7 separate regions of the Mus musculus genome follow, and all the other regions are linked to region 6. A link is a loop called in an ENCODE intact Hi-C map of the cell type or tissue named here. Cell type or tissue: left cerebral cortex. All regions are shown on one strand. Region 1 overlaps Nfia (nuclear factor I/A). Region 2 overlaps Nfia (nuclear factor I/A). Region 3 holds the start of Gm35073 (predicted gene, 35073). Region 4 has its middle 77 kb from the start of 0610025J13Rik. Region 5 holds the start of 0610025J13Rik (a long non-coding RNA gene). Region 6 overlaps Gm38709 (a long non-coding RNA gene). Region 7 holds the start of Gm19417 (a long non-coding RNA gene).

Region 1 (4,000 bases), 360 kb before region 6:
TGGCTGAAGTGTGAGCTTGGGGCTGCAGCAAATAGCTATTTCCATGACTTTCTCAATATATTTCTCAGTGAGGTGTAGGTGCTAAGGACAGGTGCTAAATGTACAAACACAACATTCTGTAGGTGGCCCATGATAGCAGTTAAAACAGAAAGGTCTGGTGGAAAACTCACTGGTGACCTGGGAGGGGGTGGGGGGTGGGAAGTCAGACTGGCCTCTCCCCTTGCTCCTCATGATGGGTGCAAATCCTTTCTTCCCTCCCCTCCTCTCCCCTCCCCTCCCCTCCTCTCCCCTCTTCTCCCCTCCTCTCCCCTCCTCTCCCCTCCCCTCCCCTCTCCTCCCCTCCCCTCCTCTTTCTTTCTCTTTCTCTCTCTCTCTCTCTCTCTCTCTCTTTCTCTCTTTCTCTCTTTCTCTCTTTTTTTCTTTCCGAGACAGGGTTTCTCTGTATAGACCTGGCTGTCCTGGAACTCACTTCATAGACAAGGCTGGCCTTGAACTCAGAAATCCACCTGCCTCTGCCTCCCAAGTGCTGGGATTAAAGGCATTCGCCACCACTGCCCGGCCAGGTGCAAATCCTTTCAATGGCATATATTTAAAATTCTTTTCTTAGAAAAGATACATAATAAAATAAGATGGCACCTTATGAAGCACCATTGTGTTCATGGGGAAATGAAACCACTGTAGTTCTCGTTCATGTTTCTGTCTACTCAATGTGCCCTTGGAGCTTTCTGCCAGCTGTGGAGCCAGTCTTATGTCCCTTTCAGAAACATTCTTTGTCAACACAGAGAGTTCGCTTAACAAAATGAGCAACTATAGACCAATCTCAAAACTCAAGTGAGGCTAAAAATTGTATGACTTTTTTTTTTTTTTTTTGCCAACTTTCTTCTAAGTATTCTGAAGAATTCAGTATTTTCATCAGAAAACCTACCAGCTTCGAGGCTGTGAGTTCTGCATTGAAAACATCACCAGGGTTTGAGTCAGTCGGAACTGATTCCGGAGGTGAGGGCTAAAGCTCACTCTTGTCGGGGAGATTCAATTAGGGGAAAGTCGGGACTCCTTTGATCCCAGGGATAAATAGCTAAGTGATAGCTCCATGGAGGCATGGTGTAAAATTTCCTGGTCACACAAGGTACCTTTGATTTCCAAAGGCGCTTATAACAAAACAAAACAAAACAAAAACTCCTAGCTCAAACCACAAAACTACTCATCCTGTAGACTTTTACTCTCTGACCATGCGCTTCGGAGAACCCAATAAAGCTGCTTATATCTGGAAAAGAAATCACCCTGGCAAGTATGCATGGCCTAAATCTAAGTGGACAAAAGAAAGATCAGTAAGAAGGAAAGGGGAGGGAAGCAGACCGCAAACCGTGTCTGCGTTAAGTTTCTCCTGATCTCTGACGCAGATCCACTTTCCATATCTGCTCTTATACAGAACAGTCTCAAACTGAGTGGTAAGTGCTGTTCCCAATCTGTTTGCATGCTTTCTAAGGCAGTTGTGAAATTCTGGACTTCTTCAGTGTGGCAGTCCTGAAGCAAAGGCCTGGGACCTGGCGAGTCACCAGGGGGAGCAGTTTTCCGTCCCGTAGTTTCTGCATTCAGGACATTACAAAAATCAGCAGTGCCCTGTACATACTTCTGCTAAAAAGCAAAGCAAAGCAAAGCAAAGCAAAGCAAAGCAAAGCAAAGCAAAGCAAAGCAAAGCAAAGCAAAGCAAAGCAAAGCAAAGCAAAGCAAAGCAAAGCAAAGCAAAGCAAAGCAAAGCAAAGAAAAAAAAAGTTTCTTCACACATCTTACTATTCAGTGTGTGCCTCGCCCACAAGGTTACCCCAGAGCAGCTCTGTAACCCTTCACTGAAATAGGCTTTATTGATTGCTCTGGGCTATTGTTCTCTTTTCAAGTCCCCCAAGTTCAAGTTCATCCTGGTGTTACATCATGTCTGGTTGCTCTTAGCAACCAGACAGACCCAGACGTGACTATCATTAGCAAGAAACCCGCCACTCTCCTCCCACCAACCTTCCAGTGGCTCTGACGTAGCAGGCCCACTGCAAACACACTGAAGTATTTATTCTGCCTAATTTATGACCTACCCAGCAAGCTAGACCCCCGCTCCAAAAACCAACACTGTTGTATATTTAATTAATCTGTCTTTCTTTGGCATTTGAGAAAGTTAGACAAAGGACTAATTATTGTGTTTCGCTCTCCACACTTTTCTTTTGGGGGGTGAATATTTGCCTGGGAAAGAAAACGATGAGGCCCCGCATTGGCCCCTCCCCTTTTTCTTTCTGCCCTTTTGACATTTCATGAAATACTTTAGCTGCTTAAGGGAGTTAGAAAAAAAAAAAAAAAAGAAAGAAAGAAAGAAAAAAAAACCGCACTGTGAATGTTACTCCTTCTGAGTTGGTATTCAGTAACACAAATCAACTCACGACATGTTTAAATTTAAATGCTAACCACACGCTCTCAGAGTTACTTTAAAGGTTAGTTTTTAATCAATAGAAGTTGCTGACTCTGGGTTTTTGAGCTGCACACTGCAACTCCCGGGCTTTTGTCTAATGTTAAAGCTTGGGAACTTTTTTTTCCTTGAGATGATTTTAGCAATGATTTGCAGATACTGGGGCTATTGTGCTCCTACCAGCAACATGTCAATAGAGGAGCTGAGCTGCCCTGTGGTGGGCTGTCAATATGACTCCTAAGGCAGGGGTTGGGGGTCTTTAATAACCCGTGAAAAAACCTTAATTAACCCTTTCAGGTCCAAACCAAAACCTATTCTCCCACTTTTCACTCCTGTAATTTGACCATTAGTACTTATTTCAACATCTCACTAATCTTCATGACAATTAACCCAGCTACTTGACCAAGGGCTTCCAGAATGGGAAGTCAGTTAGGGGGAACCACACACGAACTTCTCTCTCTCTCTCTCTCTCTTTCTTTCTCTCTTTCTTTCTTTCTTTCTTTCTTTCTGTTTTTTTGAATGAGGTCTCTTAGTAAACGATCTGCAGAAATATAGTAGAGAAACAGTTGTAAGCAATAAGAAATTACTCCATTTTGCCAAGTTTTCTATCTGTCAGTTTGTAGTTGAAGACACTGGTGGTGACAGGTGTGACAACCGCCCACACAGAGGTGCTCCTGGATTTTCCTAAACTTCTGAGAACTGCCAATCGCCTCAGCCGGGTAAGGCAATAGGAGGAAAGGCTCCTTTGCTGTGGCATTTCCCTTTAATCTCGTTACTTGAAAACGCAGCAAGTCTGAGAGCACTCACTAAAGGAGGATTCGGCATCTTTCTTCTTGGGACAGGAGAACAGAGAGCGAGAGGGATCTGAGAAAATCTGGGAAATACTTGGATTGAATCAAGTCATTGGGAAGATACTGACACGAGAAGCAAAACTCATCTGTGGAGGGAGAGTCAGGAAATCATCCTCACGTCTGACATCTGCTTGGGTTTCATATGGCCTCTGCCTTCATACTTTATAGGCCCTTAATCTGCCCTACTGTATCCAGGCGACTACAAAGGAATCCCTGTCCCTTATCTGCCGAGAGTGGCAATATTACAGTACTGCATCAGAGGATGTTATCTTGATACATTTACATTGAGGCAGTAAACACTGGGCTTTGATCTATTGCCCCTCCCCCAGCAGGAACATTCAACCACAGTTGATTTGGTGGCCCATAAATCCACACTCCCTCAAAGGCTCTAGTTTCAAGAAATTAGCCAGTTACATTCTCAATGTCCACAGTTTGGGATGAACCAGGGGTGGGAGGGGGAACCCGTCCTCTTTCAGTGTTCAAGGTGAAACATCAAAAGAAATCTGCAGTCCGAGAGCTCAGCTTTCCTTCTAGCTGGTCAGATGGAGAAGTAATCTCATCAGGTTGGAAAGTGCTGACTCAGGATTTAATAAAGTGCCTGCAGATGTGGTGTCTCTAAGGTATTCAACTCATGTAATGCAAAACAGCTCCGCGCCCAGCGACGTGCTTATAAAATTTCATTTAACCATTGCAGCGCGGT
Region 2 (4,000 bases), 250 kb before region 6:
AGAACACACAGTAGATGATCAAGGGCAAAGGCTTAAGCCAGTAATGATCAAGGTGATTACCATCATTGAGCTCTCACTAATCCAACATGAGGCGTCCTGTTATGTTACCTCTGTGTTCTTGAGAGGTCTCCCCAGTTTAGCACTCAGATTTATGCTCAGCCTATAGCCAGGACTTACTTTAAATATTTTGTATTAAATAATTATAACCTACGAAGAAAACACAGGCAAGAGGCACTGCAAATATTGACCAGAGTCCCACAGCTATTAAATTTCAAATGTTCACCCCTATTATAAATCCTGAACTATTTCCTGGCATCCTACAGGCATGTGTGTGTTTGATAGTCTGTGTTAACCACACACTATGTAGGTAGAAGTTACTTAGAAAAGATTAGCAGTAGATGGACCTAGAGAAACAGGGACCATGACAACAAGTTAGTATGCATATCAAAGTATAGTGTGTGTTTCTTTTTCCAAGATCCAGTGTCTATCATAAGAGTGCTCATGAGTCTGGGAAATTTAGCAGACCCTTCAGTTGAGGATAGAGATAAATGGCCCAAACCCAGCCATGAGCAGCTCTAACCAGGACTGGCAGGAGTATGTATATACCAAAGAGCACAGGGCACACATGCACAGTGCTACCCAGTGTCAAAAGCACACTCCCTCTGACCTAAGTGTGACCTACACAGTAGCTCACACACACTGCTCAGGACATATATTCAACACAGGGCACACATATATCTCATGGTCGGATGGGACCAGCTATGGATAAAGTAGCCTGTGGGTGGGGGTGTCCTCTTAGTAGCTCATCGTCTTTTGGTTGGTGAGGAAGGGAAGGGATAGACATCAAGGTTAGCCACCCAAATGTGAATGGTAGAAACCCTAGTGCAGCTGGTCCACTCCATTTGCTTCCTGCTTTACTGTTCAAACACTCACCCCAAATGAATCAAGGAAATAAAAATTGTATGACAAAGCATTCTTTGGAAATAATTCAACTTCAACATTTATTTTAAAATTGTATTGAATTGAACTGGGAGGAAATCTGTTAGTTAAGCCAGATAGACTGATTTTTTTTCCCTTTTCTATGAGTGTGGCAACATTTATTATTTCCTCTCTGTGTGGGGGCTTGATTAAAACTAGAAAATGAAACATATCCCATGGTGTAATACATTTAGAATGAAGTGACTTAGACTCGAAAAAAACCTTAAGGGACCGATTAGAATTTTCTATTATATGGCTTACTTAACAGATTTTCTTTAGAAGCTGCATTTTGGACATAGAGAAGATTTTTTTTAAAAAGGCCATCCAACCTATTGTCTACTACACACCAGACCTTCCTTCCAGAGGGGTTGATTCTGGCTTCTATGCATAAGATGTGTGATGTTCATTTTAAAATTACTAGTAGAGCCTGCTATTGACCATCTAATTATGCCGAGTTCCATTTATAAACATAGCTAACCACTAAGTTTATGGAGACTTTTTGTGCTGCTTTAATAGGATATTGATCGAGAGCATAGTTTGAGTGGCCTGCCATTGAATTGTGTAATGCCAAACAAAGGCAAGGTCACAGTGACGGTCCGGGCTGGGCTGCAGTGGACGTTTTATTATCGTCTTTTTGTTTCTTCCTTTAATGCTGAAGTCTAAATGGTTTCTTGCTTAAGAGTATAAATTGTATAAAAAATTAATTTCTGTACCATGATCATTGTTACTGTGTGTGTTAACAGAGGAGAGAGCCAGCAGGCTGCCTGCTCAGACTAGGAAGTTTTTAAGTCATCCTCCTCCAATAAAGGTAGAAAGAACCGCCACTATTTAAGTGGTAACCCTCAAAAGATGCCCCCTCCCCGGGACTTCTCATCTGAGGCCTGCTTCTTCATTAGTCTTTCCAGATAAGGACAATTTGTATTTTCAAGTTTGAGCTTAGCCCTACCAATGTCTCATTTTCTTACTGTGCCTCTCTTAGCTGAGTTAATTTTGCCCCAGAACTTCTTTCTACACGTCAGGTTAGACTAGATTCATTGGTTCTTACAAAACTGCTGGTCAGAAATCCTAAGTGCCTGCGTATGGGCGCTGGAAGCCATACCAAGGACTTGAAAAAGAAGTTCAGAACAAACTGCATTCGGAACTCCCATGATGATTCCTGTGTGAGAATCTCAGCAGTGCACGTTCCCAAGGCAGAAAACAGCCGCTAGGGTGCCACCTCATGCCAGGCTGAGGCACAGGCCCGTTCCATTCACTGCCACTCTCCATTGACAAACAACTTGGGAACCCCGAAGTCCATCGGGTAGCCAGGCTTTGTGGCAGAGCCAGGGCAATTCATCTGCTGGACTTTAATAGATTCTGCAGCCATGTAGCAGGAACTCAGCACAGGCTGAGCAGCTGAGAGTGGTTTTCACACCCAAAGACTCTAAGGCCAGCCACAGTGTACTGAGAATCCTGGCTTTGCAGAATTCCAGGGCTGTGAAGTCATCCCGAGCCACGAAGTTTACTTAACCCTTGCAGCCAGTTTGGGTGTAACAAACCACGCTGGCAATCGGAACAGGCCGGAGCAGAGGCACAATGGCCTGTGTGTGTATCTGTGGTCTTTTTACTCTTTCCCACGGAAGCCTTTAAGGTTTCAGAATCTCTCCAGCAACTTCAAGGAAAACACTCAGCACTTTAGAAGGAAATGAGCAGGAGTGGAGTTTGGGACAGAACTTTTTGAGTTCACACCAGGAGGGACATTTGGCAGCCTCAGAGCACGTACTTTGAGGAAACGTTGGCACAAAATAAACAAGAGTGGGTTTGACAGAGAGCCCTTGAAGCAGGGACGTTCAGCAGCCAGCAGAATGGGCTCTCCTTGGCAGCTCAGGGGAGGGGCCTATCTGGAAATGCCTGTAGTAGAGGGCTTTGTGTAGTGAAGCACCTCTCAACAGATGGCTCCTGTCTCCTCCTTCATGGGATTATGCTAAAACAACCTCAGGGATTCGGAACCCCAGGCGCTCCTGGGAGCCTCTCCCCTGTACTGAATTCTTCTTTTTCTCTGGCCCAGGGTGCAGTGGTCTGTGTTTTCTCCCTCTCGTGGAACAAGGTAATAAATAACTAGAAGTGCTTTCAGATGGTCCTGCCACGTGTGGAGATGGGCCACAGAACAAATCCATACTCTCAGCGCCAGCGTCTCCGTTGCTACAGTTCACAAACATTAGATGATAAAGGCAGAAATTAAAGGGTGCTGGCGGGAGGCAAGGGTGAGGGAGTTTGTGACTTCCTGCAGCTCTCCTGGGCCAGAGTCCCTAGTCCAGCAGTTCCTAGCATCTGCTCCAGGCATTTATTGTCAAGCAGCCTGGCTGTCTAGTCTAACTCTCACCTAGGAACTCGTGAGACTGAGCTGCTCTGTCATTGCCACCACTGTGGAGATGATACTCTCCCAGGCAAAGACATGAGAGTAGTTATTTAACTTGACTCTTCGTTTGCAAATACTGAAACAGCTCCCCCTACCCCATCACAGTGAGAACCTCACTGGACTCCTGGGGGAAGTAAATATTTTTACTATCACATGTAGAAGGCTAGCACTATGTATCTGGAAAGAGAAACAGTTTAAGACAAGGGTATCGTTTCTGAGTAATATGGAGTCTCCACACTGTATGGGGTCACAACTAGTTGTGATTGTGGTAAGGTCATAGACTCAACTTCTTTATGCAGTTCGGATGGTGTGTTGTGCTGGGTATTTTTGTCATCCTAACACAAACTATGAAGCTGGAAGTTATGGGGCTGAAGGGTTGCCTCCATCAGATTGGCCCGTGGGCATATCAGTAGGGCATTTTATTGATTAATGATTGATGTGGGTGGGCCATGCTCACCATGAGAGGTATCAATCACTCCTGGGTAAGTATTCCTGGATGGTCTAAGAAAGCAGGCTGAGCAAGGCAGTAAGCAGCACTCCTCTGTGCCCTCTGCTTCAGTTCCTGCTTTGGCTTTTTTTGATGATACAATGTGACCTGTAAGCTAATAAGCCCTTTCTTCTCAA
Region 3 (4,000 bases), 950 kb before region 6:
TGTGTGTGCAGGCGCATACCCAGGCGCGTACAGTTCAGGGGCTTATAGCTTGTGAAAGTCAGTTCTCACCTTCCACTCTGTGGGCCCCAGGGACCAAACTCAGGTCGTCAGACTGGGTGCCAAGTGCCTTTATGTCACCGGCCTCCTGTTCTTTATTCTTGTATCAGTTTAGCTTCAGAAACATTGCTTTAATGAACAGCTTGGCAATGACTAGCTGTGATGACATATGCTCTCAAAGGGGACAATAAGATTTCACCTCAGAACAAGGCTTTAACTTAGTGAGTTAAGGGCATGTTAGTCCATGCACCTTAGAGCAGGGTGGACCTAGGAAACCTGCAGTTTCTTAGGACAGGGTATAGGCTTGTGTCGAGGCAATGAGAAGGATCTTGTGGTGGAATAGAGAGCCCTGACAGACACCTTGTCAGACCTTGTCAGGGCAGGAGAACTTAGCACGTGCATCCCTCCACTCTGAGGTCACACACACCGGAGCCTGAAGCTCAGGCGCTAGGCCCACTCTGTATCAGAACACTCACTCTGTGTCTTCCGGATGTCGGTCAGCAGTCGGAGAGCCAAGCTGGGAGCCTGCAGACATGATTTCCAGCTGGGTCGCTATGGCACTTATGTTGGTATCTGCCACAACCTGTGGGAGGGAGTGACAAGGTATTTTACTGTAAGTTGCAAGGATGCTGGAGAAACCACGGCTGTATTCTAAACAGCATTCCTCCTGCACGGAGAGCTGGAGAGATGGATTATTCGTTTCTCGTTTCCCTTTCTCTCTCCCCATCTTTCTCACTTGAATTTCCTCCCTCACTTCCCGAGACAGAGACCCACTGGTGTTAAAACTCTCAATGTTCCTGCTGCGCCCTTCCCAGGGCCGGGGTTTCAGCATGCACCTCCATGCTGCGCTGGAGGCTTTCATTTTTTTCTTAAACTCTTTCCTTCATTTGACTTCCAGTGGCTGCTGCCTCTCCATCCCCTTCTTTATTCTTTTGTGGAACTGGAGACTGAATCCAGAGCCTCTGAACGAGGACTCTCTCACTCACCCATGTGGCCACACCCTCCTTTTGAAACCTTTTATTTTGAGGTAGGGCCTTACAGAGCAGCAGACGCAGCGATCCTCATTCCTCAGCCTTCCAATAGCTGCTGGAATCACAGGCCTGTGCCACCGGCCCAGGTACATTAGCCTCGTGCATCTTCCCACCCCACCATCCTCTCTTGCTGACTCTTGTGCAGTGTGACAGGCCTAGCTCCCAAGTTCCTAGTCTTTCTCATCCACACTGGGTCTTGTGCTATTAATTTAAATACCACCCGTGACGACATCCCCAGCTCTCTATCTCCAGCTCTACCTTACTTAACTCCAAACCCTTATGATGTGTCCCCAGTGATGTTCTTCAGGAACCCACTGCTAACGTCCCCAGCCCTCTGCCCCACAGCCTGGGCTCTTGCAGCTTTCTACATCCTAGATGACTGTGACCAGTTCTTGTGGTTTCATAAGGTAAGTAAGGTTGGTTGGTACCATCCTTGATGTCTCTGTCTCAGCCCACTGTCCTCCCAGGTGCTGCAGGCTGACCCACAAAGTCATCTCGTGGAGTTCTACAGGAACCACCTCACTGCTCAGCCTCACTTTTCTCAAGTAGCTTAGAACCAAGTTAGCATGGCGCCGATTACTCCAGACTCTGCCTGAAGTCATCTGCAGAGAACTGGATGCTGGGCCACAAGCTGAAGTCCTTCCTATGACCTTCAAGGTGTCCTGCCCTGTGGCAGCTCTCCTAACATTTCCCTGAGTTCAGCATTCTGACCTCATTGTCCTGCCGGCTGTCCTACCCCCACCCTAGAACAGAGCCCAGGGATCTGGAGGGCTGACTGTCCCACTGCAGATCCGGAGAGGAATTTGCCCAGGAGTGCAGGGAAACTTGATGTGACGCAGTTCCAGAACATACCAACAGAGGGCACACATGCCTCAGTTGTGAAACAGCTGTCTGTAAAGCAGGAGAAAGGCGATGGGCCAGAGGAGGGGTCAGAAAGAATTTGGGGATCATCCAGACGAGGGGAAAACAGTTATGTACAAGTGCAGCGTGTTCTAGAAATACAGTCATGGGAAGAATAGTCAACTAAATGGGGACATGCGCAGCATAAAAGCCTAAGACGCGTAGCATAAAAGCTCCCTTCTAGACTCTCTTCTTCCAGTAGCAGGCAGGGCTGTCTCACATAGCCTAGAGCCTCAGCAGACGCTGCCTGCTCTCAAGGCACACTCTTCACAAACAATTCCATTCCAGCTTCTCCAGGCCTGAGCCTCCAGGACCCACATACTCCCGACTTTCTCGCTGCTGGTAGGGTCTGCTCTCTGCTATCTCTGCTTACCTCCAGGCTCTGTCAGAGGCCCAGGTGACTTCAGAGTCAAGTGACAGCACATCCATCCCCTGGCTTTAAGTTCTGCCGCTGTGCTTATAACCCAGCAGCTATGCTCGGCCCAGTCACCACTTTGGGATTTGCATTGACATCGCTCAGCTTATCAAAATTAGGATACCAAGTCCAAGTTTGGACTTGGGGGGTGGGGGGTAGCTCAGTGGCAGAATGCCTGCCTAGCATGTTCCATTCTCAGAGGACACACAGCATGCACCCCACCCTACTTCCTCTCCAAACTCTGGACCCTAAAACACACTCCCTCTGCTCAGCTGACTTTTCCTTTCATTTTTTCCACTTATTATCAAATTACACCTCCAGCTCCCCCATAACGAACTAAGAAGGTATAATACTGAAACCCTGCTGGGGCTGGGACTGTCATCTGAGACAGGCACTGAGGTGCTCAGTCCCAGTAGCCTCCTGGTGCCGCCTGCTCCCGAATGAGTTCCCAGCCCTGTTCACTCTTCTCTTCTACCTTCCCCTGTCATCTTCCCGGATACACAATGGCACTCTCCCCCTGGAAACCTTTCACCACTGCCCCTTTGTTTGTGGGAGAAGACGCTAAGCATGTGCAGTACCCCCGACCCCTGACCAACACACACTTCTAATCTTTCCTCCGTTCCTCTCAATCTTCCAGACTTTTCTCCCTGGGAATCTCTACACAAGCCAGCTTAGCTGACAGCCTGCTCCTCGTGCGACCTTCTCTAGTGCCCCTGCCTAAGTCAATTCTTCCTGTTTTCTTCTGCATTTTCAACCCGTTTCTTAGGGATTGACAGTGCATGTTTTTTTTTTGGTGGCTGTGGATCTCGGCTCCAGCTCTACGAGCAGCAGGGTCATGCCCCAGCATGTGCCTATGGAAGAACCCTGAAGAGAATGAGTGGGCTGGAAGCCTTCAGGAGGGACAGAGAGATTGAGGTGATTATGTGGAGACGGGGCTTCTGGTCCTTTAAGGAGAGAGAAAATCTAACAGGTAGGCCCCACTCCACAGAGACATGACAGAGGGAGTGAATGAAGGACGTCCAGGCACTGACCAAGCTAATGTCATTTTGATATTTTTGTTTTGCTTTTTTTTCAAATGATTTATTTTTATTCTATGAGCATTGGTGTTTTATCTCATGTGTCTTGTGTGAGGGTGTTGGATACCCTGGAACTGAAAGTACACCAAGCTGTGAGCTGCCATGTGGATGCTTGGAGCTGAATCCTGGTCCTCTGGAAGACCAGCTCGCGCTCTTTCTTAACTGCTCAGCCATTGCTTCAGCACCAACTTTTTCTTTTTACGTTTGTTTAGTGTGTGTGTGTGTGTGTGTGTGTGTGTGTGTGTGTGTGTGTTGGGGCATGTGATGGTTTGTATATCCTTGGACCAGGGAGTGGCACCATCTGAAGGGGTGGCCTTGTTGGAATAGGTGTGACCTGGTTGGAATGGGTGTGTCACTGTGGATGTGGGTATAAGATCCTCACCCTAGTTGCCTGGAAATCAGTCTTCCACTAGCAGCCTTTGGATAAAGACATAGAACTCTCAGCTCCTCCTGTGCAATGCCTGCCTGGATACTGCCATGCTCCCACCTTGATGATAATGGACTGAACCTTTGAACCTGTA
Region 4 (4,000 bases), 490 kb before region 6:
CACCCTCTTCTGGCCTCCAAGGGCACTGCATGTCCTGCATATACATACACATAGGCAAACCCTCATACACATGCCAGAGGGTTAATGACTTAAATCCTCAAGTGGACAGGAAAACTGACTTCTATAACGATACCTATGAGTCAAGTTCCTGATGCTTCTAATAAGGGGATGACCAGCAGACTTCTTTGAGTATAGTATCTACCATTTTAAGACAGCAGGAGAATCTTCCATTCCCTATCTTCCCCCTTTTCTATCCAATAAACCCCCCAAAGCACTGCATGCAGTGTATGCATGGACTCCACTTCTGTGGAGAGACCGTGGCCCTTCAGCTGTTCTGACTAAAAGGAAAATTCTGCCCCTGGAGAGGCCTGTTTTTCCTTAACTTTCATGTAGCCTCTTTTAACCCTGACTTAACACATGCAACAGAAATAAATCTTAAAATAAATGTGTTCTGGGGGCGGGAGAGATGGCTCAGCGGTTAGGAGCACTGATTGCTTTTCCGGAGATCCTGAGTTCAAATCCCAGTAACCTCATGGTGGCTCACGACCATCCGTAATGAGATCTGATGCCTTCTTCTGGTGTGTCTGAAGACAGCAACAGTGCACTTAGCATAGAATAAATAAATAAATCTTTAAAAAAAATTGTGTTCGCTTCTGAGTTCTACCATAGCACCAGGCACACGTAGCTGTGCTTTACCTAATATTAAGGCTGCTGTTTCTCACTTAAGGCTAAGTGGAATATTTAATCTAAAGACGTCTGAATGTGTTGTCATTCGGAGACCAGTCCTTACAGTAGTTGTTTAGACCCAGCACATCGGAGTGTACCTTAAGCCAGTATCAGTGGGATACTTACACAAATGTGAGAGTTGGGCCCCATGACACGTAGGGAAATGCTGTGCACGTGAAGGCAGAGATTGGAGCCATGTTTCTGTAAGACAAGGCACAGCTAAAACTGACAGCAAAACAGCAGCTAGGCTGAGAGGCGAACACTCTCTCTGACAACACCAGCTCCCCACTAAGGCATGGTCTGCCCAGGCTGCTCTGAGAAAGCAGCAAACACATTTGTAGTCTGTTTGTGGGCATTCCACACAGGAGATAGACCAGCCAAATCTTTCCGTGACCACTGCTAAAAGGTCTGGCTTTGGCCGTGAGAGGTTATACTTATGTATTTCATCCTTTTATAACTGGAGCACTATTGAAAAATAAGTACTGTACCCATATACATGGTACAGGAAAGCAAGCAAGAAAACTCTGCTGAGAGTGCCTCAAGCCAGTATACAGCATACTGATATCAAGGATTACAACTATGGTTTTATGTAATTGGCTGCTTCCCCCTAACCTAGGCTTCTCTGCTTCTTCCTTGGAACTCACAGTCAGGGAGACACTGGCCCGGGCAGTCCTTCCTGTACTTGCTTGGGAATGTTTAGACAAGTTTCCAAAGTACAGTCCTAGATGGAAGGAAGAAAGTTACAACTTCCAGTGAGTTGTCCCGATTCCAGGGTGTGACACAGAATCCACCAAGTCTCACTGTGGTTTGGAAGGTTACGTTACTAAGTGGAACCAACAGAACCCAAAGGAAACATATGTGTTTCAGTACCAGATTCTCTTCACTTCCCGGACACTTTGCCCCCTCCCCCCTTCTGTCTCTCTCTCTCCCTCCCCTCTCACCACACACACACACACACACACACACACACACACACACACACACACACACACACACACTTTCTCATTCTGCAACCCTGGGGGAGAGAAGGCAGCTGTAGAAGCCAAAAAAACCTCCCCAGCCCTAATTAAACCCTCCAAGTCTCCAGGCAACGCAGCTAAGGAAAAACATCATTTCCAAGCTGAAGACCCCCAGCCCCCAGTCCCAGCAAAGGAAACAGGTCGTTTGGTTTAATCAGCCTACGTGCACATTCTCTCTCCCCAGGTTGCCAAGACCGAGCCTGTACCTAGCAGAGGTATTTGTGTAATCAAAGCTTCTGGAACGTTCCCTGCCAAGGCTACCAAAGTGAATAGGCTCCTGAGGTAAAAATGTTCCCCTGCTGGGGACGGCGCCCTTGAAGTCTACATCAAAATCAAGAAAGGGTCACAGCTGTTGCGGCACCCCACAGCGGAAAACTTGCAAGAGATCCCAGCCTGCATCACTGCGCTTCAGGTCGGCAGGAAACAGGCTCTATTTGCTTCTGAGAAGGGGGGCGGGGAGGGTGGGTGGGAAGACAGAGAGGGGGGAGGGACAGGGGTGGAATGGCGGGGGGGGGGGGTTTGGGGGGGGAGGGAGACAGAGAGACACAGAGACAGAAACTAGAGAAAGAGAGAGAAATTGAGAGAGAAAAAGAGACAGAGACAGATTGATTTTCAAAAAAGCTTCCATCATCAGTATCCTCTGAGATGGAAGAGACCCGCCCTGCATCCAAGCACCCCCTCCAATCTAGTCAACCTGTACTGCATATTGGCTGAGAGCCACTAGGTGGCAGCAGATTAACTCTTCGGATGCCAGAATGGGCTCTGAGTTGAGTCTGGTCCAAGTAAAGGGAAAATGATGGCCTCTTTTCTCCCCAATATTCTTAGCAAACGTTCTGCAAGGAGGGCTTTCTGGTGACCGCCTTGCATGGCGGCTGGAGTCAGGGTGGGACGCAATTGTGTGTGCTATAGGTTTCATGACTTGCCTCATGGTTCCAGGACTAAAAATGCTTTAGGAAATTTATGCATGTTCAAAGTATAATAACATGTGAATCCATTCCATTTTCCAGACCAGGTCCCTTGCCCTATGGGAACTACCAAGGGCAAGATGGCATTAAAAAAATAAATGGAGTTCTTGTAGCTGGCCACCTTGCAGGACGCAGGGATAGTTAGTTTGCTGCAGACAAGTTGGAAAGACTTGAGTAAGTTAGAGAAGATGGAGTTCCACAAAACTTTGATGATGCGGGTTTTATGCTTTTTAGAGTGAGTGATGGCCTACAATGTGGGAGCTATCGGAAGGAAACCTAGCCAGCAGGCCTAGAAATACTTGCTGCTTAGACCACAAGGAAACAAATCTTTCTCTGGGGCATTCTGGCCTCTGCAAAGCATTCCCCTGCATCCCACCTATTAAATTTCTGCCACAAATATAAAAATACAGTGGTGGTGATTGGAACAGGGGCCAGAAAGGTGAAAGAAATTTACTTCAGGAGGCAAGAGAGAGCTACCAGCCACAGGAGGAATAAAGTCAGGAGGGAGTGGCAGCAGCTGGGATGAAAAGTTGTGCTTATGTATGAAGGGTTTGGGAGACCACAGACAGCAGAGGAGGAGGAGGGAGAGGAGGAAGAGGAGGAGGAGGAGGAAGAGAAGGAGGAGGAGGAGGAAGAGGAGGAGGAGGAGGAGGGAGAGGAGGAGGAAGAGGAGGGAGAGGAGGAGGAAGAGGAGGAGGGAGAGGAGGAGGAAGAGGAGGAGGGAGAGGAGGAGGAAGAGGAGGAGGGAGAGGAGGAGGAGGGAGATGAGGAGGAGGAGGAAGAGGAGGAAGAAGAGGAGGAGGAAGAAGAGGAGGAGGAGGGAGATGAGGAGGAAGAGGGAGAGGAGGAGGAGGAAGAGGAGGAGGAGGAAGAAGAGGAGGAGGAAGAAGAGGAGGAGGAAAAAGAGGAGGAGGGAGATGAGGAGGAGGAGGAGGGAGAGGAGGAGGAGGGAGAGGAGGAAGAGGAGGAGGAGGAGGAGGGAAATCAGTAGGAGGGATTCACAATGTGGGCGATCTATAGGACTCAGGTGGAGTGAAAGACAACTTGAAGAGGTTTGGCTGGGCATTTGGGATCTCTCTGATATATTTCAAGAGAGTTTAGCAAAGATGAAAATGGTCTCAACAATTTTTATTCTTTGGCCTCAAGGCTGCCTAAGACCAAGGCTGCATGGGTGGCAAAACTGACTCTCTTCGCTCTCCTTAGCTGTCTAGGTGGTAGGGCACTGACTCTAATCTCAATCTCTTTTCAACATAAAAATCTCTTTTAGTGGACACACAAATAAAACTAAGG
Region 5 (4,000 bases), 570 kb before region 6:
ACCTAGGTTAGACCAGCACAGGTTCCCTGGTTGTCATTTCAGTTTCTGTGAGCTCCTATGAGCCCCAGTTAGTTGATTCTGTGGGCTGTTTTATTGTGGTGTCCTTAATCCTTCTTGCTCCTACAATCCTTCCTCTCTCCTCTTCCACAGGATTCCCGAGTTCCAGCTAATGTTTGGCTGTGCAGTTTTAGATTTCTAAATAGAGTTTGTCAACACTCAGATACTGCATTTGGGGCTAAACAATTATTATTATTTTTTTCGTGGTGAGCTGCATTGTTTATCTAATGTGGTTGGCAGTTACTCTTTCCTCTACTTACTAGGGGCTTGTAACACCTTCTGCCTACATTTGTAGCCACTAAACCCAGCCCCACACATTGCAATTTGTCTCTGGGATGTCAGACTGACCTCCAGTTGAGAACCAGTCCCACTGAGTCCCTCCGTGAAACAGTGGAGGTGTGACCATGGCTGGATCTAGGAATATGCTTATGAAAAAGAAACAGGTAATTCATATCATGCCTTCACTAGCTGTCAATAGAAGCATGGGACCCACTCTGGAGCTTTGCACTGGAGATGGGGAAGTGAATGGAGGCAGTGCAGGGTGAGCAACTTATCCTATCACGTTAAGGTTAGGAGCCGGAGTCAATCAGGAGTTCGAGTAGGTAGGCTCCTCACCACTGGGGACTGAACCAGAGCTGAGCCTCTCAAACTCTCTGAGCTTCAACTATTTCATTCAGGATAAAATGAAAACAGGATAAAAATGGAAAGCCTCATAGTCCTTCTGTGAAGACAGATGAGATTCTATACATCATGTAGTTAGCCCAGAGCCTGGAATGTAGAATGTACTTAACAATCACGCATGGCTACCATTGCCATCACGATCAACAGTTAGGATGTGTTTCTATCCTCACAGTGATGTGATTTCCACTTGGTCAGTGGGTTGTGGTCTGAATCTGCAGCTTTGGATCCCAGCCTTCCCAGAATCATAGTCACCTGACAAAACGAAGTCAGAACCTTATGCTGGAAGGACCCTTTATATTATAGACTCTGGGTGTTAATTTCTACAGCAAAAGTTCTACTTCAACTGACTGATACTATCTTCACGTCTAGCTGTCATTGGGAAACTCAATAGCTGCATTATTGCACATCTTGGAGTAGTAGAGGTGCTATAGGATCAATACTGGATATCAACGTGTGTTGATTCAAAGAAAATGCACCTGCCTGCAGTTCACTAACACACAATCTCCAAGACTCCTTTAGGCTCTAAGAAATAGACTCTTACCTTTAGACCAGTTGGCATTAGCTTGGAGCAACACTTGATTTTTGGAACGAAAGTGTATGAGCAGCTGCTTTGGCTGAGAGAAGAAATCTGGGACAGAAGCTCAGGGATCAACCATAGGTAGTTGGTGGAGCCAGCTACCTCCTTTAGCCAGTCGGCTAAGAATATGTGTCAGGGCAGGCTAGCTTACAGAAAGATGAAATGATTCTCTTTCCTTACAAAATAAATACCAAACACGTCAATAAAATGTAGGTCTGAACTAGGTCTATGACCAGCAAACTGACATAGGAAAAAGCACTTAACGTTCAGGAACCCGTCTTTACGCAACTGTAAAGGGAGGCTATGGGATGAATTTGGCAGTTGTACATTACTGCTGCACACATTGGAGAGGGGATACACACAGTTATTGTAGACTTTACTAGCCACCAACAAAATGTCTGACAAACATAAATATATCTGAAAGTTGTTGTTGTTGTTGTTTTTTTTAAATAGGTTGGTTCATTCATTCATATGTTCATTCACGCTACTGTTGTGGGAGCACACACTCTTCGCTGAGCGTATACTGGGATCACAGACTGCCTTCGTCCTCAGGTTGGGTTTACATAAAGCAGTTAGATCAACTCCTAGGGCAGAGCACTTAGACAGGAGTTTCTGAGCTGGGTAGGCTAAGACGGGTGGCCTTTGTTGGAAATGCTGTTGCTAGTGGCTGGGACCAGGTCCAGCCAGCTCACAGCAGCTTGCTTTGGGGTCGCACTGACGCTTGCCTGGTCGCCGGTAGGTGGCGGCAGACGCCCTGGCGGAAGGCGTTGCGCTGCGCCCCGCTGGCTTGGCTCCGCCCGCCGGGTCCGATGCTTCGCGCTCCGCCTCCGGAGCAGCCGAGTGCGTCTGAGGCGATCCCGTGCCAGGCTTGGGGACGCTGCCAGGTTTCTCTCAAATCTTGGCCTAACAAAGGGAAGCAAATTACAAAAATGGAAATTTTCAAACTAGCGTTCAGTTGTATTGAAATCGACGTTTGTGTAGCACGCAGGCACAGACCACATTCATGCTATTTTGTGATTAAAACGATACCAAAAATACCTCCTTGCTTTAGTTTTCATCTTCTAAAACGGCCTCTTCCCCTTTTCTAATTGCTGCTTTACTTTGGGGGAGCAGCGAGCCCCCGGCCACCGTAGAATTGCTAACATTTGCATCAGGACAGTTGAAATCTGGCCCGGGCTGCTATTCTCTCTGTCGTCCCCACCCCAGTCTTTCCTCCTCCCCGTCTCTTAGACTCCGCTGTTTCTCTCGTTCTGTCCTCCCCCCAACCCCCCTTCCTCCTTTTCTTTGGGAGTTGAACTTTAACCCAACCTTGTGTGTCCTTTCAGCCTAGGGGAGTACAGATAAAGACATTGCTAGGCACTGTACGGGGAAGTTTTGTGTCTTGTGTACTCGGTTTCAAGTCTTAGGACAGCGCGTAAATCCTCAGGGCTCCTCTTGATTCAAGCAGCAAAACCTGACCATGGCCTCACCAAAGCTCTGGTTACCTTGCTCTCCCATTAAAAAACAAAAACCAAACCAAAACAAAAAAAACCCCAATGATTTTGAAGCGGCTCTTGAGCTGGCTCTTGAATGGATTTTACTTAACATGAAGTTGTATAGAGCCCGACTGTGTCCTCTTGGCTTGTTTTTGCAGTTGCTAGACAGGCCCAGTCCCCAGTGGGCTTGTGTGAAAGGCGCCCTCCTCCCACCCCCAGCTCTCCGCACCATTTCTTTCCTTGGAAGCTTTGACTGTCTCCTTCCGCAGCAGCTGTGTCTGCAGTGCCTGGAGACAGGTGGGGGAGTAGCCTCCCGCTGAACCTGCCAATTCCCTCTCCAAGGACTGTCTGAATAGCTATTAAAAATTAAAGGACACGCACACGTACACACACACACACACACACACACACACACACACACACACACACACACACACGCTTTCGTTCTTTGTTTTCTGGTGGAGGTCACTGTCACACCAGAGCAATGGTACTGCTTTGCCGACTGAGATTAAATTCTACAGTCCTTCTCTTGTCGGCACTCACCAGCCCACAAGAACCCATTGCCACATCTTTTGGGCCCTCTAGAAGATCTGAGTTCTAGGAGTGGTCAAGTGCCCACTTGCAATGGATCTGGAGAGAGAGGTGCTCCCAACCCCAGGAGATAAACACAGAGCTCATGAGACCATGGTTGCAGTTAGGGATCCCTTGTTTATCTGTATTTGAGTCTCAAAACTAGAACTTTCTAGGGCAGGTGTTGAGTATCCTCTGCACACTGGTAAGAGTTTAACAGGTTCCAGAAGAGAACCGGAAGTCACATTTTCGTTCCCAGCCTGGATTCAGGACCTTCTGCTCTTCCCTGGGGGCTTGACCCTCAGTACCCAGCTACCTCTCTGCTTTTCCCAGGGCTGTTGCCCGCTCTTAGAATTCCTCCTCCTCCTCTTCTCTGATTAGCAAACGTTTGGTCTCTTTAAAGACGTCTTTCAAACACACCCTCTCCAGTCTTTCATGGCTGTGCCTGTGCTTGGGTACCTCTGTAGTCAGTAATCCTGCCTTAAGTTAAATGGGACAAAGTTGCTTGACATACCTGCTGTGCTGTGCTGTGCTGTGCTGATCTCTCTCTCCCTCTCCCTTCCTCCCTCTCCCTTTCTCCACCCCTCCTCTCCACTCCCTACCTCCCTCTCTTTTCCTCTCTCTCCTTCCCCCAATCTCC
Region 6 (4,000 bases):
GGCACCAGGACACACTGCCTTTGTGGTTTCTGTCTCTTATACCCACCAGCTCTGGGGGGAAAAAAATCACACACCTGCACCTTAGAAAGAGGCCAAATCCAGTTCCTGCCTCCCAGAGAGTATGAAGACCACTTCTATTGGAGTTACTGCGTGCAGCAATTGTTTGTAGCTCCTTAAAGGGAAAACACTGCGTGCCCTTTGTTTTGTCTTAAGAATCACACAGAGACTAGGCCGGGTGATATTCCTGCTAAGTTAATGCTAGGGTAGAGTGCAGTGCTAGAATCCCAAGACCAGAGTGTTAAAATGGATCTCAATTTTCTGTTTCCATAACTGCACTTTCTATTTGGCTTATTCCCTTCTTAGGGACCCCATCTCCTGCAGCAGCACAAGAGATTAATAGTTACATCCCTATTTTTCTCAAGATAAAAGCTGTCACTAAATGGTGTTGCAACCAAGTGTCACAACTGTACATACCCCATTGCCATTGTTTATTTAAATTTATCTCTGCAGTTCTTTTATGGACTTGGGAAAGTGTAACAGGTTCTAATTGGTAGGGGGAAAAAATCCAAGTCAGGTATGTTTTACTTTTTTCCGATCAAAGAAAGACTGAGTAAAAGAATAAGCTTTTTGCAGTGTGTTTTTTCCAACACTCTTTTCAGTAGCTGTACGCTTTCCTCCCTTATCCAGTTCCGCTTTCACTTTTCCTCCTCCCAGCCTCGCTAACCCACTTAACAATTCTCCGGCCTGTCCCAGGCCGCTGGTAACGAGCAGAGGACGCCCACGACTCCCCCTAACCACACCGTTCAACTTCAGAAGCTCTTAAGAGAAAAAGTCTTCTTCTCAAAGTGCAGTCGGAGCAAATCATTCCCCCAGAGTTCCCTCCACAGCTGCCGTAGGAAGGACTTCGGTCGATCTTCAAGAGGGGACCCGCGCACAGGACAAGTCCGCCTGTGGCCACAGCAGAACAACCCAGGCCGGAGGTTGACGCCGCCCTACGCGTCCTCCCACCCCACGGGACATCCCGATGACCCGGTCACTCAGCGCTCAGCCACTGTAGGACTGACTCCACTCTTTCCTTCCCTGCTCCGCTTCGCCTCCCGAAGTGCTCCCAGATCAGCTGTGGTGTGATCACTCCCCAACACCCAGCTCCATCGCGTACACCCCAACGTGTGCAAGATGGGGTTCGAATATGGGAACCCAACTTTGCAACGAAAAAGCTCAGGGTCAGGCCGGAGCCAGAGGGAAGAAAGAGCACGAAGAGACCGCACAGGGCGCCGATACCGGGTCCTGAGGAGGCGGTCCTTGTTCCTAAACAGGCCATGCAGGTGCACCCTGCTGCTTTCTCTTGCAAGTCTTTTGAGGTTTGGCCTTTTAGAGCTTTGTAAAGTTGACTCTCCCCCTCCTCTCAATCACAGGGTCACACTAGGAACCACACTGTCCTCAGCCCTTTAATCTCATTACTGACTTTAGGGGAAGGGGTAGAAGGGTGAGGACGGCCTGGGCCGCGGGAGGATTGGGGTTCAAGCACGGCTCAGGAGCGCCACGCTGGGCAGGAAGCGCTCAGAGGTCGGTCACTAGGCTCTACTTCTTGAGAAGTGCTGCTTAACCGCAACCGCTCCGCTCCGCCCACACCAGGGGAGCGGGAGAGAAGTCCCGGGCGAAAAAGACTTTTTTCCTTTAAGAGAAGGCAGCTGGTGACCCGGGTCCTCATCCTTCAAGTTCCCCTAAGCGAAGCAGGGCGCCACCTACAGTCGAGTTCCAACTAGCACGTTGGTGAGAAGGCTGGAGATCCTTTCCTAAGCAAGGCAGGATTTTGGGCACAGCCATCTCATCTCTGTAATCAATCCAGACCAACAGGTCTGTTGGCAGGCAACAGCAGACTAGACCATACCGAAAATTTGCGTTGGGGGCGTGAAGAAGTTGGGAAACAGAACAGTACTAGCTCTGATTGGACTTGTTCGCGCTCTAATGGTTTTGGCTGGATTTTGAACCCAGTATCTCCCCCACGTTTCAGCCAAGGAGAGCAGCAGTCAATTTCATTAGGAAGAGTATTTGTGTGACCTTGGACAAGTTGCTCCGTCACTCACTCTCCTTTTTCTTCCCCTTCAGAACTATAACCGTGAGAGTTTTTTTTTTTTCTAAATTAATGAGATAAAGTAGGTGAGAAACTGCCCATGTTAAGAGCTCCCACCTATTTCTAAAAGGGGGAAAAATCTTCCGAGAAATAAAACTTTAAAGACACTGCATATGTGTTTCCTGTTCCATGAAAGATTAGGTCTCTAGGAGGAAGAGGCGAGAAAGGCAGCCAAGTGGCCCCAATAGCTGATTTGAGCACTGGCTAATCTCCTCATAGACAAAAGAGACATATTAGTGGATGGCTGTGACTACTTAATTATCATTTTACTTTATAAATTGTTAATTACCACATGAACGTCAGAACCATATATGATATACATTATTCCCACTGTAAAGATGAAGACATACAATCCAGAGGTGAAAGCTATAACTACAACTTCAGCAGACTCAAGTCTGTTTCTGAACCTGCTTTTGATATGTAGTAGTATTAAGTTCTTCGAAATCAGATTAGGTGTTTTACATAGGAGGACAGGTTTTGTCTTTCATAGCACCTCTGAAAAGAAGAACTGTGAGTTCCCAAGGGGATTGGAGGGCCAGGGAGGTCAAGGGAGTCACTTTTGTGGGAGCTGGAGAGGCAAGGGTTTGTTTCATTTTACAATTCTAGGTTATGTGCATCAGTAAGGGAAGGCAGGGTGAGAACCTGAAGATAGGAACTGAAGCAAAAGCCACAGGGAAAGTTGCTTCCAGGCTGGCTATTGGCTTCCCTGCCTATTTTTCAAGGGAGTCATTTTAAGAATCAGCAGAGCAGGCCCGCAGAGAACCCTCCTCTGACAACATGAAAGTGACTTCAACTGGCACCTGTGTTGGGACACTTGTAAAAGTTCTCAATCCAAGTCAGGCAGGGGACTTGGCTCCTTAGTGGTTGTGCCATGCTGAAGGGGTGACAGAGGCTCGCTCTTGCAGCCCAAGAAGTGGTGATGATTGCAGTGTTTCCTTAGAAAATCTTGACAGTGGATGAAAGAGCAGGGCACAGAGGCAGTAGGAAAAGCCAGAGACAGACTGACTTATACTTCTATCAATATAATTAGTCTATGCTTACCTCACGGCCCACACAGCCAAATCTCATCAAACAGCCCAAGGAAAAGTTTAGTTTAATATAGCAATTGATGTCCTGGCATCTAAACCACAGCAGTTGGGCTCTGTTGCCCTTATTATGAGAATATATACATTGAGTTTGCCCCTAGCTCAACCCTGGGGCTTCATGCATGCTGGGCAAGTGCTCTATCATCGAGCTATATAGCTCAAGGCCGACACTGCACTTTCCCCCATATATCAAATATGTCATTTCTTTGTATCCATGTAATAGTAGTGACATTTCTTTCTTCTTCCTCTCTCTCTCTTTCTCTCTCTCTCTCTCTCTCTCTCTCTCTCTTTCTTTCTTTTTTTGTAGTGGCATTTCATAATGAAAGGTTTGGATTACATAGAGAAGCAAATTATACTACTTTCAGCATTTTGGGGTTACCATTGTGGAAAATTGTGCATGAGTTCCCCTTCTCATCCATCAAAGCGTAAAACCCAAACCACCATTCCTACCCACAGCACCTCCTTTACACTGGTAGAATAACCGAACTTGCGAAAAGGCCTCAAAGCTGAGAGAATGGCTTGGCCTATACATTATTGGTGCACAAGTCTGACCTGAGTTCAGTCTTCTTAAACGTGTTAAAAACTAACTGGGAAGAGAAGATCCCTAGAGCTACTGGTTATCCGTCAAATTGGCAAGTCCCAGGTTCAGTAAGAGATCCTGTCTCAAAAACTATGGTGGGGAGTTATTGAGGAAAACACTTAACATTGACCTCTGGCTTCCACATCTTTCACACACACACACACACACACACACACACACACCAAATTCCTTAAGTTAAGC
Region 7 (4,000 bases), 120 kb before region 6:
CAGTACAGGCAGACTGACCTCCAAGCCTTCCTCCTCTCTGGATCAGCATGTACTTATAAGGAGAACTAGATGCTTATCAAGGTATACATGCTATAATAATGGTCTTCTGGGGGCTGGTAATATATTGGATTCTTCAGTGAAACTGAAGGTAAACTGATATATTTTGGAATATCCCAACTTGACCAACATTTTATTCCCTATGTGATTAGATACAATATAAAAACACAGAAGAGGATATCTATGATTTTCTGTCCTTGTAGGACAGACATGGAGGCAACAGTAAAAAATGTAAGTAATTGAACAAATTAGCAGGGGCATTTTGGATTTTCCTAAGAAATGTTCCATAGAAAAGCATGATTGCCAACCTCAGATTTCTCCTTTATAGAGATATCATCTGAGCCGAGAACTGAAAGGCAAGAATGTATCACCCAAAAGAAAAGGGAGGAAAATCATTACAGGCAAACAACACATAGAAAAGGGACTGGCAGAGTCCTGACCTCAAACGGAGACCTGCAAGGCTCAAGCATGGAAGAATCAACAGGATAAAGTGAGGCTAGAGAGGTGGTGCAGATGCCAGATCTTGTAGGGCAGGCCCTGGCCACCAGCTTGAAGTTTATTCTCAACACACTGGGAAACACTAAGCATTGTAAGCAAAGGAATGGCAGAAACTACTGTAATTCTTTAGATTGCTAGGCTGGGTGCTGTGTGAATGAGCAAAATGGATATTTGATTCTAATTGTTTGTTTGTTTGTTTGTTTACTGTTTTATTTTTCAAGCTTAGCTTCTAACATTTTTATAGACTGGAAGAATCTTGATTCTCTCCTTGAATGTCCTCAAGGTGAGTATGTGGGAACTGAGGCACAGGCCTTTCAAGACTTGCTTATGGAGTCAAGCAAGGAAGAACAGACTCAATTCACTTACAAAGTCAGATGGAGGGGGCAGGGTACAAAAACCATAACAAAGCATGAGATTTTCACCAGTCTTTGGTTTGGGAAAGCTAAAACTCCGCATTTGACATTTGTAGTTCTCCTTCTATTTTGAAATCTGTACAATGTAGCTATATCTCACAGAATTCTCACTTTAATGCCAAGTCCTTCAGCTTTCAACTCAGACACATCTACGGAGTCTGTAGGGTTAAACGCAGCTCCGCGAAGTCAAGAGAACTGTGTGTTCTGTCTGGGAAAAGTTCATGAACGTAATTTTAAGCTCTTGTTTTCTTTCAGTTCCTTCCTTCAAGTTTATTGCTAAAAGCCCGACTCTCTAGGTCCCATTTAGCCATATTCCTACAAAAGCTCCCCAAAGTGACAATGCTTTTATTTTATTTTATTTTTTAAGAAAATAAAGCCAAAAAACAAAAGGGGGAGGGGTGGGGAGCCAGTGTGAAGTTCCTCTGAGTTCCTGCTCTCTTGGAGCATGGCTCCTATCACACAATAATGTGTTATTTTGTTGAATTTTGGCATTCATCTAGCTTGTTTGGTCAGAAGCCAAAAAATTAAGAGTGTGTCGGTCCACCAGTTTCTCAGCAGAGAAGCGCTCTTCTCACCCAGCCAGTGCGCCGTGCCCTTGGCCTCTGGCCAAGAAGGGAAATCCATTTTACATAAAGAATGCTCCGAGCTCAAGTGCGCAGAGACTTTTTACCTGCTGAAATAACTTTGTGGAGAAATGCCAGTCCACTAGACACATTCTGCAGGCACATTTGGCATGCAGCGCAAGGCAAAGAACTCTGCGGAGGAAGCAAGCTTTTTCAGAACAAGGAAATGGCTGTGCTGCCCTCGTGGCACGTCACGTGGCTTGGCACGGCGCGCTGATTGGCTGCGGCGGGTAAACACGGCGCCATGTACGGCTGCGTCGTCGCCTCACAGGTCGTGAAATGGCGCCGGGGGCCCAGCCGGCCACGGCCCCTTGAGTTCCTTGTTTTTGTTTTTGTTTCTCTGCTTGTGTTTTAATGAAGCTCACGGATTTGAGTAGAAACAGATTTCTCACAAACTTGCTTCTCTCCGGCTCGATTTCACAGCTCGGCATACATTTGGGCTGTCTCAGGCTTGACAGCGTTCCAGGGAAAATACTAACTGTAAACTTTGCAAGGAGAATTAAAGGAGCAGGCAGAAATGTCAGGAGGGTGTCCTCCCTTCACAAAGCACAGGCATCTGCACCGAAGGCTTCCAGTAAGGTCCTACCTCTGCAGGGCACAGCGGGAAGGAAGGAAAAATAGATAATTCCCCTTTGGCCGAAGGCATGAAGGAGCTCTCTTCCTCTCAGGCCTGACCAGTTGAACATTGCACACTCTGGTGTATAAATATTTGCCTCTGGCTGAAGTTCAAGCCCTATGTGGCTGCCAGACACAACAGAAAACCAACATTCAAGGGAAAGTGTTTACTGCGGTGATGGCCAAAGGAACAACAGCCAACAAATGAGCACATCTGATTGGCCAGGCCTGCCTATGGCAATATCAGAAAGCACCAGGCCACTAGCCACTGACCACTGGGGTATTCCTACCCCTTCAGGAAAGGCTACGTTCTTTAATACAAGACCAGAAGACTTGCTGGTGGTTTCCCATGTGTTCCTCCAGAGCAAGCAGCCCAAATAATCCTAAACCATGCTCTTAACTCTTACCACTCCAGCAAAACAAGTGGATGCTTCTTCAAGTTACCCAAGTAGGATCTCTAGCCTTTTTGTATGTTTCTCCCTTTTCAGGTTCAGGGTAAGGCTATCTGCATGTCTCCCAATTCCCATTACTAAGTGTTCTGTAATAGAGGTCTTTAATCATCATCTGGTGAATTTTAAGCTTTTTTTTTTAAACATTCAAGGGGAAAAAAAAAGAAACCTTTGAAAGGTATCTAAACTCAATTTATTTATTTTGAAAGATAAGAGCTTGAACCCAGAGCCTTGCACACATTAATCAACTGGCTACTACTGAACTATATCCAGGCTGGTATTTGTTTGTTTTTTGAGATTAGGTATATTAAAAAGTAGACTGCTCATTCTGGTCTTGAATTCACTCTGGAGCCAAGACAAGTTTCAATCTTAGGATTCTCTTGCCTCAGTTTCCCATGTATATATTTCTACAGCTGGTTAAGATATTGCAAAGTCATACACCCTTCAAAATGCCTCACCCCAAACTAGAATAGTTCTAAAACATATAGAAATAATAAAACTGGTCATCCAAAGATTAAGATCTCTAACGGGGATAAAGAAACTAAATGAAAAAGGATCATCAAGAAAATCTTCAGAAAGTAATGAACTCATGGGTCATATTAAGCATGTAGCTGACAAGGCCGTTTTCCAACAGTTTCTATATGGGGGAGGGGATTCTTAATACAACTGAAGTACATTATGAACTTTTGATCATTGTCATCTTTATAGTCCAGTCTAAATAAACAGTTCATGAATCACACTTTTCCTTAGCATTGCAAAGGAAATATATTTAGCTGAACTGAAAAGATATTTTTTAAAAGTACAAAAAAATTTAGAAATATAAAGATATGAAAAGTTTTAAATTATTTTGATTTTATGTCACAATAATTTAGGTAAAACAAACTGCTGTTAGGGATGTTGTTGTTGTTTTGTTGTTTTTGTTTTGCTATTGTTGTTTTTTTTTTTTTTTTTTGAGACAGGGTTTCTTTGTGTGATAACCTTGGCTGTCCTAGAATTCACTCTGTAGACAGGCTGGCCTTGAACTCACAGAGATCCCACTGTCTCTGCCTCCCAAGTGCTGGGACCAAAGGCATGTGCCACCATACCTAACTCTGCTGTTAGGTTTTCATTTTTTAAAATAAAATATGCATTTGGTGAACTAAAACATTTGCTATTCATTGAAAACAAAAAGTTTATATCCTACACAATATACAGGATTAGTTTTGAAAATTCCTCAAGAGCTCAAATCTTGATTAACCATCCTAGGCTTAAGGAAACTTCTAAATTTGATTTCATTACAAAACTAAAATAATTTGTTGAGTAATTCCATTTTCAAATGTTCATGAAGCTTTTAACAACTATATTG

The links. Hi-C counts contacts between places; a loop is a spot of excess contacts. Peaks named below come from ENCODE experiments on the same cell type or tissue, not always from the same donor. Only the 100,000 strongest peaks of a DNase experiment are listed, where the experiment ranks them.
Region 1: a loop joins it to region 6, with 4 times the contacts of the local background. A loop is called at or near these places in 19 of 42 quality-filtered maps.
Region 2: it touches region 6 in a loop (5-fold over the local background); 13 of 42 quality-filtered maps call a loop at or near these places.
Region 3: a loop joins it to region 6, with 2.8 times the contacts of the local background. A loop is called at or near these places in 5 of 42 quality-filtered maps.
Region 4: a loop joins it to region 6, with 2.9 times the contacts of the local background. A loop is called at or near these places in 18 of 42 quality-filtered maps.
Region 5: it touches region 6 in a loop (7-fold over the local background); 23 of 42 quality-filtered maps call a loop at or near these places.
Region 7: a loop joins it to region 6, with 4 times the contacts of the local background. A loop is called at or near these places in 7 of 42 quality-filtered maps.

Annotation. Positions count from the first base shown.
Region 1 is chr4:98,106,772-98,110,771 of GRCm38, reverse strand. All of the region lies in intron 10 of Nfia (nuclear factor I/A), which reads right to left. Among named protein-coding and RNA genes, the nearest start is that of Gm34784, 17 kb to the left of the region's middle. In left cerebral cortex, a CTCF peak has its summit at 1,559 (motif pointing right); DNase peaks (open chromatin) are centred at 1,552 and 1,972; H3K27ac peaks cover 663 bases.
Region 2 is chr4:98,002,750-98,006,749 of GRCm38, reverse strand. All of the region lies in intron 4 of Nfia (nuclear factor I/A), which reads right to left. Among named protein-coding and RNA genes, the nearest start is that of Gm34218, 18 kb to the left of the region's middle. In left cerebral cortex, CTCF peaks have their summits at 2,183 and 3,474; DNase peaks (open chromatin) are centred at 2,247 and 2,795; H3K27ac peaks cover 1,284 bases.
Region 3 is chr4:98,700,635-98,704,634 of GRCm38, reverse strand. It overlaps Patj (PATJ, crumbs cell polarity complex component), which reads right to left. Exons shown (of 44, transcript NM_172696.2): 43 at 534-640. Gm35073 (predicted gene, 35073) reads left to right here and starts at 3,880. Exons shown (of 2, transcript NR_151609.1): 1 at 3,880-3,997. In left cerebral cortex, a CTCF peak has its summit at 1,936 (motif pointing right); a DNase peak (open chromatin) is centred at 1,979.
Region 4 is chr4:98,242,174-98,246,173 of GRCm38, reverse strand. It overlaps the pseudogene Gm12691. Among named protein-coding and RNA genes, the nearest start is that of 0610025J13Rik, 77 kb to the left of the region's middle. In left cerebral cortex, a CTCF peak has its summit at 2,470 (motif pointing right); DNase peaks (open chromatin) are centred at 1,044, 1,418, 2,048 and 2,480; H3K4me3 peaks cover 681 bases; H3K27ac peaks cover 1,340 bases.
Region 5 is chr4:98,320,527-98,324,526 of GRCm38, reverse strand. It overlaps 0610025J13Rik (a long non-coding RNA gene), which reads right to left and starts at 3,171. Exons shown (of 3, transcript XR_376450.3): 1 at 3,020-3,171; 2 at 1,280-2,218. In left cerebral cortex, CTCF peaks have their summits at 1,852 and 2,053 (motif pointing right); DNase peaks (open chromatin) are centred at 2,123, 3,028 and 3,381; H3K4me3 peaks cover 1,212 bases; H3K27ac peaks cover 918 bases.
Region 6 is chr4:97,748,893-97,752,892 of GRCm38, reverse strand. It overlaps Gm38709 (a long non-coding RNA gene), which reads left to right. Exons shown (of 5, transcript XR_003955232.1): 5 at 1-2,246. It also overlaps a transcript of Nfia not described here. Among named protein-coding and RNA genes, the nearest start is that of Gm38709, 27 kb to the left of the region's middle. In left cerebral cortex, CTCF peaks have their summits at 1,549 and 1,748 (motif pointing left); DNase peaks (open chromatin) are centred at 769, 965 and 1,725; H3K4me3 peaks cover 1,413 bases; H3K27ac peaks cover 1,449 bases.
Region 7 is chr4:97,866,837-97,870,836 of GRCm38, reverse strand. All of the region lies in intron 2 of Nfia (nuclear factor I/A), which reads right to left. Gm19417 (a long non-coding RNA gene) reads left to right here and starts at 1,828. Exons shown (of 2, transcript XR_376437.4): 1 at 1,828-2,654. In left cerebral cortex, no CTCF peak of the experiment used is centred here; DNase peaks (open chromatin) are centred at 548, 1,087, 1,776 and 2,305; H3K4me3 peaks cover 1,400 bases; H3K27ac peaks cover 2,624 bases.